Linked DNA regions of Homo sapiens: region 2 is linked to region 1. A link is a contact called in ENCODE Hi-C or POLR2A ChIA-PET data. All regions are on one chromosome and are shown on one strand. The core of a region is the stretch at or near the end of the contact, and the rest is flanking DNA. Distances in the headings are between cores, read along the strand shown.

Region 1 (2,758 bases), core at 1-2,500:
TGAACTTGCCGGTGACGGCGTCGTAATGTCCCTGCTCGTTCACCAGCACGCGGTCGAAGGGCAAGGGTGCGTCAGACGGCGGAGGCACCCGGCTCTCGGAGCGCTTGGCGCTGAAGGCGGATCGCGGAGGCACCGAGCACTCCCCGGCAGGCCCGGTGGGCCCCGCGGGTCCCGCCTCTCCTCGCGGCCCGGGGTCCCCTCGAGGTCCCGGCAGTCCTGCGGGGTAAGCGGGGCGGCAGGGTGAGAGTAGCGGCGGCTCAGCCCGCAGCGGGGCGGCGACTCTAAGGTCACCGTACCCCTCCCCGCCCCTGCCTGAGCTTCGGCCAGCGCCTCCTCCCGCACGGGTACCTCCTCCACCCCTTCCCGCAGGGCAGATCTGGGGGGCTGGCCAAGGGGGCTCCCGCCGCCTGGGCCCCTCCCCCGCTCAGGGCTGCAAAGCGCGGGGAGTGGCGCCCCCTGGCGGGAGACCCGAGTCCCGGACACCGGGAGCTGGAGCTGCGGCCGCGCCTGCTCGGACATCGCCACCGATAGCCGCGGCGGTGCCTTCTTACCCGGCCTCCCGCCCTCGCCTTTCTCTCCCGGAGCCCCGGGCGCGCCGTCGCGGCCGTCGCGGCCATCGCGGCCCGGCAAGCCCTGGCTGCCATGGTGGCCCGGCGTGCCTGGAAGGCCGGGGTGCCCCGGGCAGAGGCTGGGGATCTTGTTGTCGTCCAGTGGGGGCGAGCCGGCCGCCAGGCCCAGGAGCAGCAGGACGAGGAGTGGCCTCATAGCGCTGGCACCGGGAGCCCGGACGCCGGGGTCCTCTCGCAGTCTGTGGACCAGGCAGGACTGGAGTCGGGACCCAGAATCCTGGGACCTGCCTCTCTCCCCACCCCGGCGCGGCCCAGTCGGTCCCCACCCCACTGCCGTGCCCCTGAGGCTGAGCGCTCGCAGGGCCGAGCATCCGGAGAGCACAGGCAGGCGCGAGAGGGTGGGAGCGGCCAGCCCTCCCTCCCACCGCCGGCCCGCGCCAGCCTTTCCCACAGTCCCCTCCCCAGCCCCTTTCCCCTCCTCCGCCAGACTCACCCCCCCTCCCGGCTCCCCGATGGCCTCCTTCGGGGCGCTCGCTACTCCGGACCCTCCAGTTGGTGGTGCTCCAGCCCCCGCGCTTCTCCCCGGCCAGGCGCCCCCTGCCCTGCCGTCACCCCAGTCCTGGTTCGCTCCCTGCCGGCTCCGCTTTCCTCCTCCCAGACTCCAAGAGGAAACCAGTTGTTCAGGGGCCAAGAGCTCCCGGACCGGGAAATAGCTGGGAAATAACTCGTGGTGTCGCCCGGCGGCCGGCCAAAGTTTAGGGGGAGAAAGGAGGGGGAGAGAGACTTGAGCTGGGCACAGAGAGGCAGAACTTCGAGAGACGGACACACAGGGCACCTCCTGTTCCCAGGGCCAGAGGAGAGGCAGGGCAGTGGCAGAGACCAAGGACCAGACCCCATTTCAGGGAGAAATACGCAGAGAGATGAGGGTGGAGAGTTCTAGAGGCAGACAGCCAGTTGGATCCCTAGGGCCTAGGACAGGGGCCTGCCACATGAATAGATGCTCAGTACATTTTTGTTGAATCAAGGAAAAGGTCAGAAGGCAGGCGATGGAGAAGCTGAAAAAGCAGATGGAAAGGGGAAGAGGCCTGGATGGGAAGTGGTCTCGATTGTCCGGTGGCACAGTGTGGGGCCAGTCAGCAGCCTGGGACCGGTAAAGGGACAGGAAGGAGCAGGGAGGGTGGTAGGGTCCCATGAGCCCCAGCTGAGGACTTCTCTTCCCCCTCCCTGGGAGCCCCAGAGAAGGATGGGTAGAGACCCTGCTGATGCTCCTTCCTTTGTTCCCCTGCGTGCCAGCCCTGACCGGCAAAAGAGGACGGGCAGGAAGAGGGCAGGGGCCGGCTTCAGGGTCAGGGCTGGGCACAAGCTTCCAGGTCAGCTGCCTCTGGCAGCCTGTTGCAGTTGAAGGGCCAGGGGGTGCCCAGTAGTGCCAGGCCAGACTGGCACTGGTGCTCCGCTTCCTGGCAGACAGAGCGGCAAGGGGGCAGAACACTGCCTAGTGGGGTGCAACGGGGCACAAGCAGCCCACACAGGAGCCTCCGGAAATGCTGGTAGCAGGGCAGGCTTGTCAGGCTCTGCGGAGGGAGAGTGGCCTTCAGGCACCTGCTCCCAGGCTCCTCCCCTCCCAGGCCCGCCCTCCTTCCCTCCACCCAGAAGACCTTGTAACCGCTGAGGACCTCTACCACCTCCTCCTGGGTGATCATGCCCACCCAGATGTTAGGGAAGGCTGTGGTGTTGTAGCTCAGACCGAGGCACATCTCCACCTGGACAGGCTCACAGGCCAGCTCTGCAGGGGTGGAGGGGAGGGCCACTGTGGGGACTGCTCACTGGCTCTGTGGCCTGTGGCAAGTCACCGAATCGCTCGGTCCTGTGTGTACATGGGTCCAATGGGGGTGGTTGTGAGGAAGCAAGAGGATAACAAAGAGACAGGCTGTACACACTCTGAGGATCCCTGCCATCCCTGAGAGCCTGCTCCAGCATCGCTTGCCAGCCCTGGGCATCATGCAGGCACGTCTTTAATCTCAGGGAACATGGGGCACCCGCGTTTGCAGGGACTGCTTGGGCATCTGGAAGAAACCCCCTGCTCTGTGTAAGAGGATGCCTTCATCTTTGGTGTGGGCTGTGGAAAGGGGCTCTGGGTGACAGAAGGGACTGGTTCTTGAAGCCCCACCAATGATTCCCAGATTCCCATT
Region 2 (5,793 bases), core at 1,908-4,407, 110 kb after region 1:
CATTGTGTACATGTACTACATTCTCTTTATCCATTCGTCTCTTGACAGACCCTTGGGTTGTTTCCAAATTTTGGCTATTGTGAACAGTGCTGCGATAGACATGGGAGTACAGATACCTCTTTAATATATTGATTTCTTTTCTTTTGGTTATCTACCTAATAGTGGGATTGCTGTATAATATGGTAGCTCTATTTTTAGTTTTTTGAGGAACCTCCAAACTGTTTTTTATAGTGGTTGTACTAATTTACATTCCCACCAGCAGTGTATGAGGGTCCACTTTTCTCTACATCCTCTCCAGCTTTTGTTATTTCCTGTCTTTTAAATAAAAGCCATTTTTAACTGGGGTGAGATAATATCTCATTGCAGTTTTGATTTGCATTTCTCTGATGATGGATGTTGAGCACCTTTTCATATACCTGTTTGCCATTCGTATTTCTTCTTTTGAGAAATTTATATTTTTTAACATGATATACTTTGATGCACAGAAGTTTTTAATTTTGGTGAAGTCCAACTTGCCTGTTTTTTCTTTGGATGCTTATGCTTTTGGTGTCATATCTGTGAATCCATTGCCAAATCCAAGGTTGTGAAGATTTACCCTTATGTTTTCTTCTAAAAGTTTTATAGTTTTAACACTTACACAGGTTGTTGATTCATTTTTAGTTAATTTCTGTGTGTGGTATGACAGAGCTTCATTCTTTTGCCTGTGGATATCCAGTTTTCCCCCCACTGTTTGTTGATGGTTATTTTTCATCCCTGAATAGTCTTGGCACACTTGTTGAAAAATTCATTGGGTGTAGGTGTATGAGTTTATTTCTGGACTCTCCTTTCTGTTTCATTGGTCTGTATATCTCCATGTCTATCTTTACGGCGGTACCTCACTGTTTTGATTACTGTAGCTTTGGAGTAAGTTTTGAAATCGAGATGGGTGAGTCTCATAGCTTGGCCTTTATCACCAGGAATTAATTTTGCCTAGTTTAGCAATTTATATAAATGGAATCCTATAACATGTATTCTTTGTGTCTTCTTCTTCCACTTTATATTATGTTTGAGAACTACCTTTTCAAGTTAAGTAAAAAAAAATCACTTTAATTAACACATTTAAATTATTTCAAACATTTAAATAGGATGAAAAGATTAAAGTGAAAAGCAATGCTGAGTACCCAGTGTGAGCAGTTTCTTGAGCATTTCTGGAGGGAAATGGTAGGCACGAACAGGCCTCTGACTGTGTACCTCCCCTCAACAAAGAGATGGCAACGCATACTATACCTGGAAGAGAGCACTTCGTTAGACTTGCTTTCTAAATCTTTCCTCTGTTAACTTGCTTTCTCTCCATTCCTATTGCCGTTTTCAGTCCATTTTTTAAAGAGTGCAGGGCTATTACTTTGTAGCCTGTCACTCAATTTTGGGGTGTCTGGCATTTCCTCATAATTATATTCAGTTTACGCATTTGGGCAGTGCGAACCACAGAAGTGACTGTTTGTGTTCTTCTCAGTCTGTCATATCACAGGCACCTTATGTCAGTTGCTGCTGTTATAGGTGAAATGAATTTTAATCACTTGGTTAAGGGGGAGTCTACCAGGTTTCTCCACTGCAAAATTATCAATTTTTCTTTTGCAATTAATAAGTAATCTGTGGGAAGACTTTTTGAGGTAATGTATTTCTTGTTCCTCATCAAACATTCACTTAAAGGTTTTAACCTCCACTGATGATTTTTGCCTGAATCAATGATTACCCTGATGATGGCAAAATGGTTTGTATTAATTACATTTGCATGGTCTTTGAGCTCTCCTGAACTCTACAGCCAGACCGGGTCAATAGCTCTATGAGGTGCCTCTTGCAATGCTTCTACATGTCTCTGGTTCCTGAAACCTGGCCTACCATCTCCAGAAGGCTCAGCTTCTAGGTCCAGGGGGGAATTGAAGGCCCAGGAAGAGTGAAAGAGAGATCTGGAGCCCAGGGCAACACCGTCAGATACACTGAACTTGCCTCCATGCTCCCACTCCTGGCTCCAGAGAAATCTGATGCCTGAGGGACAGAAGCTACACAAAATGGTGTATCTTGAACCGTCTCATCTCAGAGGTCATGTCTCTTATTTTTGGTCTAATTTTTCTTCTAAGGCTTGATCAGGATCTCTTTTTCTCTGAGCCAGGAATCTAAATCTTCAATTTTGAAACCAAGTTTGTACTCTTGGCTGTAGAACCCCAATTTTCAGAGCAAGTTGTCCTCTGGAATCAATCCCAGAGTAAGGGTTGTTCTCACACACCTTGATTAGGGTATGTAATTAGGAGAAGGTGTGTTTGGAACAACACCATCTGGCTTCTCTACCTTGAATCCTGTCTTCCGTCTTGTCCATGGTCTTGGCTTGGTTCTAAGGCCTCTGTAGGCCCTGGCCTTTTCTGGAGTAGGTACCCATATCTTCAATTTTGAAAACAAATTTGGGTTCTGGACTCTTCAGTGGTGCTTTCTAAAGTGAGTTAGTTTTTGTTTAGAAGTATAACCTGGGGAAGGTTTTTGGTTGAATATGTCGATGTGGATTTTCAATGGATCCTCCGTGACTTTGGTGAGACTGCGCCTACCACGTGTAGCTGCATTCTTGTTTGCAGAGTTGTCCTGGGGCATGTGGGAAGAGCGTCCTGGCATCCGTCCTAGGATACAACTAGCCAGAGCGATCTTTTAAAAGTGAAAATCCGACCAGTCCTGTGCATGACTGAAGATCCTTAGACAGCTGCATCCCTAACTTTAGGCCGCCAGCCCCTGGGATCTGTAAATTCACGTGCAGCATCAAGCACTGTCATGTTGGCCTTGTTTTGGCCCCAAAGATATGAGATGTGAATTTGAAGGTGACTATAGTCAATAACACACGCAGCATGGCAGGGTTCATTGTCATTTCTGTTGTGCATTTCAATCTGGATTCTAAAAATGTGATTGTTATATCAGGGGGATATCCAAATTATTTCAACATTAAAAAGGGGATTCTTATTCAAGCAGTGGAATGTTACTCAGAATAGAAAGAAATGAGCTCTCAAACCATGAAAAGACACGGAGGAATTTTGAATGCACATTATTTAGTTAAAGAAGCCAATCTGAAAAGGCCAAACACTGTATGATTCCAACTGCGTGACATTCTGGAAAATGCAAAACTATGAAGACAGTAAAACATCAGAGGTTGCCAGGAGTTGGGGGGAGGGAGGAATGAACAGACAGAGCACAGAGGATTTTTACAGCAGTGAGGCGACTCTGTCTGACACTGTCATGGTGGATGCATGTCAGTACATATTTTTCGAAACCCATAAAATGTACACACCAATAGTGAACCCTAATGTAAACTATGGACTTTGGGTGATAATGATGTGTTAATGTAGGTTCATCAGCTGCCATAAATGAGCCCCTCTGGTGGGGGATGTTGATGATGGGGGAGGCTGTGTGTGTGGGTGAGGAGGGGAGTACGTGGGAACTGTCTGTACTTTCTGCTCAATTCTGCTGAGAACCTAAAACTGCTCTACAAAATAAATGTATTAATTTTTTAAAAAAAGGATTCTCGTGATCAAAAAATGTTTAGAAGCCCCAGCATTCTGGGTCAAGTCTAGACTCCTCCGTGTGCAGGGCTGTGATGATTAGGCTCTGTGCCCACACTGCCCCACACCTAGTGGGACAGACTGTGCCCCGGCCCCACTGGTTGTCTTGTTGTCGCATTCGTCCTTGCATTGTGCCTCCATCGCTCCCTTTCCTTCAGGGCTCTGCCTGGTGGAATCCACAAGTTCCTAGGCTCAGCTCACATGCCTGGTCCACCGTAGAAGATTCCTTGGTGCATTCTGTTCTGGGCGCTACTTTGCCCCCAAAGCCCTTTCATCAGCATGCTTTAGAGCAGCATCTTTTGGCAGACACAACTGTGCTTAGATTCTATTCTTGTTCTTTATCCATGATTTATGTTTCTTTCTCTCCAGCTAGATTGTCCTTTTATTTAAAGGGTGAGGGCCTGGAATGGGGTGGGGTCCATGGATGAGAAGGTCTGTGTGACATAGGACCACGCAAGAATGAAGCCCCCCAAATTCCAAAGCCCAGGCTGCTCACGTCTCTGTCTCCCTTTCATACATGACTTCTCATCTGCTCCTTTCAGCAGCTCTTCAAGCAGGTTATAGTATCCCCATTTTACAGATGAGGAAACTGAGTCTCAGAGAGTTCAAAGGGCTTGCTCAGGTCACATAGAGGTGAGGCAGGGATATAAACCCGTGTCCTCTGACTGTTTCAGAGGACTAGACCCAGGACCAGAGCACCATGTTGACTTCATGTAGCAGAAACACAGCTGAGATACTCCTTGCTTTGAGAGTTGGGGACACGGTGGCACAGATGGTCGAGGCTTGCTTGCTGGCTCCTGGGCATGCCCAAGTTGAGGGGGGAGCTCCAGAAAATCATCTCCTGCCTGATTTTCCTCCATTTCACCCAGCAGGTGCTGCTTCCTTCTAGCTTGGGCCTAGATTTCCTTTCTCTTCACCTGGCAACCCCTCAGAGAGCTGGGTCAGAGGGTGGAGCTGGGGGGTCTTGGGGCTTAGGCCACTACCACCTGTACGTGGCCCCAGACCAGAGGACAAATGCTTTCTTCCTGCTAGGACAGTTCTGTTCCTCTCTTTTCTCCTCTAGCAACTCTTGGCCTGTGTGAGCCTGGGTGAGAGGTCTGTCCTCCCTCTGGCCTTGGTGTCATCCTCTGAGAAACGGGCTGATGTCTGCTCTGCCTGCATCGCAGGCCTCGGGTAAGCATCCAGCATCGTTCCGGGGCTGCATCTGGAGGCTGTGCTCTGGGTCCTCCCACATGCTGGGTCCTCAGAGAATCAACCTCCTGCCTAGGATATTTTCAGACACAGCTTAGTTGAATAAATCATGAGCAGGAAGAGAAGGGACTGTGACGGGCTCCTCTGAAGGCCGGAAGCTGGTTCCTGAGAGGCCTGGGGGTGTTGCCCAGCTCCTTCCCCACCCACCTTTCTCTGCTCCTCTGCTCCAGACAATATCTTCCTCCTCTCCCAGAGCCAGCCCCAGCTCCTTTGAAAGATTTCCCTACCTGTCTCCACCTGCCTCCACCTCTGAGCAGCGTCAGCTCCATGTTTTTTCTTGTTTTTGTGTCTTGGCCCAGGGCCCATTTCATTCAATTTTTAAAAAACACCAATTGAGTCCCTACCTGGGGTGAAGGTGGGTGGGAGGCAGAGGGGTGAGTAAGGTGTAGTGTTTCACCTAGAGTTGCTCATCCTCCATGGGGATTTCAAGGCAAGAACACACATGTGAGGAAAGTAACACATGTGTGGTCTTATCAACGCCAGATGCAGCTCAGAAGAGGGGAACATGGCACCAGTGGGGAAGGTGGTGAGGGGCTCAAGGAGGTGCTGGCCCGGGCTTTTCCGTGTCTGTCTTCTTTTGTTCCCATTTCCCTTTCCTGCACTTGTCTTTTTCAAACATGCTGTTCTGTATTGATTCTGTTAGGCATTGGGAATCCAAATGCACTGATTTTAGTTAATTAGCTCAGATATGCAAGAAATAATGCATTTCTTTATTTTCTTTAAGGCAGCTTACTTTAGACTCCAAGCCACCTTTCTACTGGGCTGTGGGAAATGCATCTTTGTCCTCTTGAAGTCTCCCTGCCCCAGGTAGTGCAAAGGTCCTAGGTCACAGTAGAGCCAAGGCCGGGGTTGCAGCCACCAGTTTGCTTTCTGTACTGCTGAGGCTCCCTCGGGTCTGCTCTGCTGGGCTCTTCAGGTCTCAAGCTCAGGACATGGTAATCACAGGCTAGGCTGGGAAAGATGTAGC

Evidence for each region. A loop is a pair of places that touch in the nucleus more often than their neighbours do. ChIA-PET counts read pairs that join two places held with the same protein, here RNA polymerase II (POLR2A). Pooled maps may share reads with other maps.
Region 2: POLR2A ChIA-PET joins it to region 1 with 12 read pairs in AG04450. The contact joins the enhancer-like site here to the promoter of C1QTNF5 in region 1. A Hi-C loop is called at or near these places in 2 of 50 pooled maps. POLR2A ChIA-PET finds 5 or more read pairs at or near these places in 7 of 52 experiments (AG04450, BJ, K562 and 4 more).

What each region holds. Positions count from the first base shown.
Region 1 is chr11:119,339,633-119,342,390 of GRCh38, forward strand. It overlaps C1QTNF5 (C1q and TNF related 5), which reads right to left and starts at 1,251. Exons shown (of 3, transcript NM_001278431.2): 1 at 1,063-1,251; 2 at 552-808; 3 at 1-216. The coding sequence starts at 765. It overlaps MFRP (membrane frizzled-related protein), which reads right to left. Exons shown (of 15, transcript NM_031433.4): 12 at 2,225-2,352; 13 at 1,063-2,140; 14 at 552-808; 15 at 1-216. The coding sequence ends at 1,916. RefSeq lists a silencer at 370-469.
Region 2 is chr11:119,442,899-119,448,691 of GRCh38, forward strand. The region is part of intron 2 of USP2-AS1 (USP2 antisense RNA 1); the gene reads left to right. It also overlaps the pseudogene DUXAP5. Among named protein-coding and RNA genes, the nearest start is that of THY1, 23 kb to the left of the region's middle. Within about 2 kb of position 3,158, at least 3 of the 41 ENCODE cell types and tissues checked have a DNase peak (open chromatin) inside an H3K27ac peak, as active enhancers do.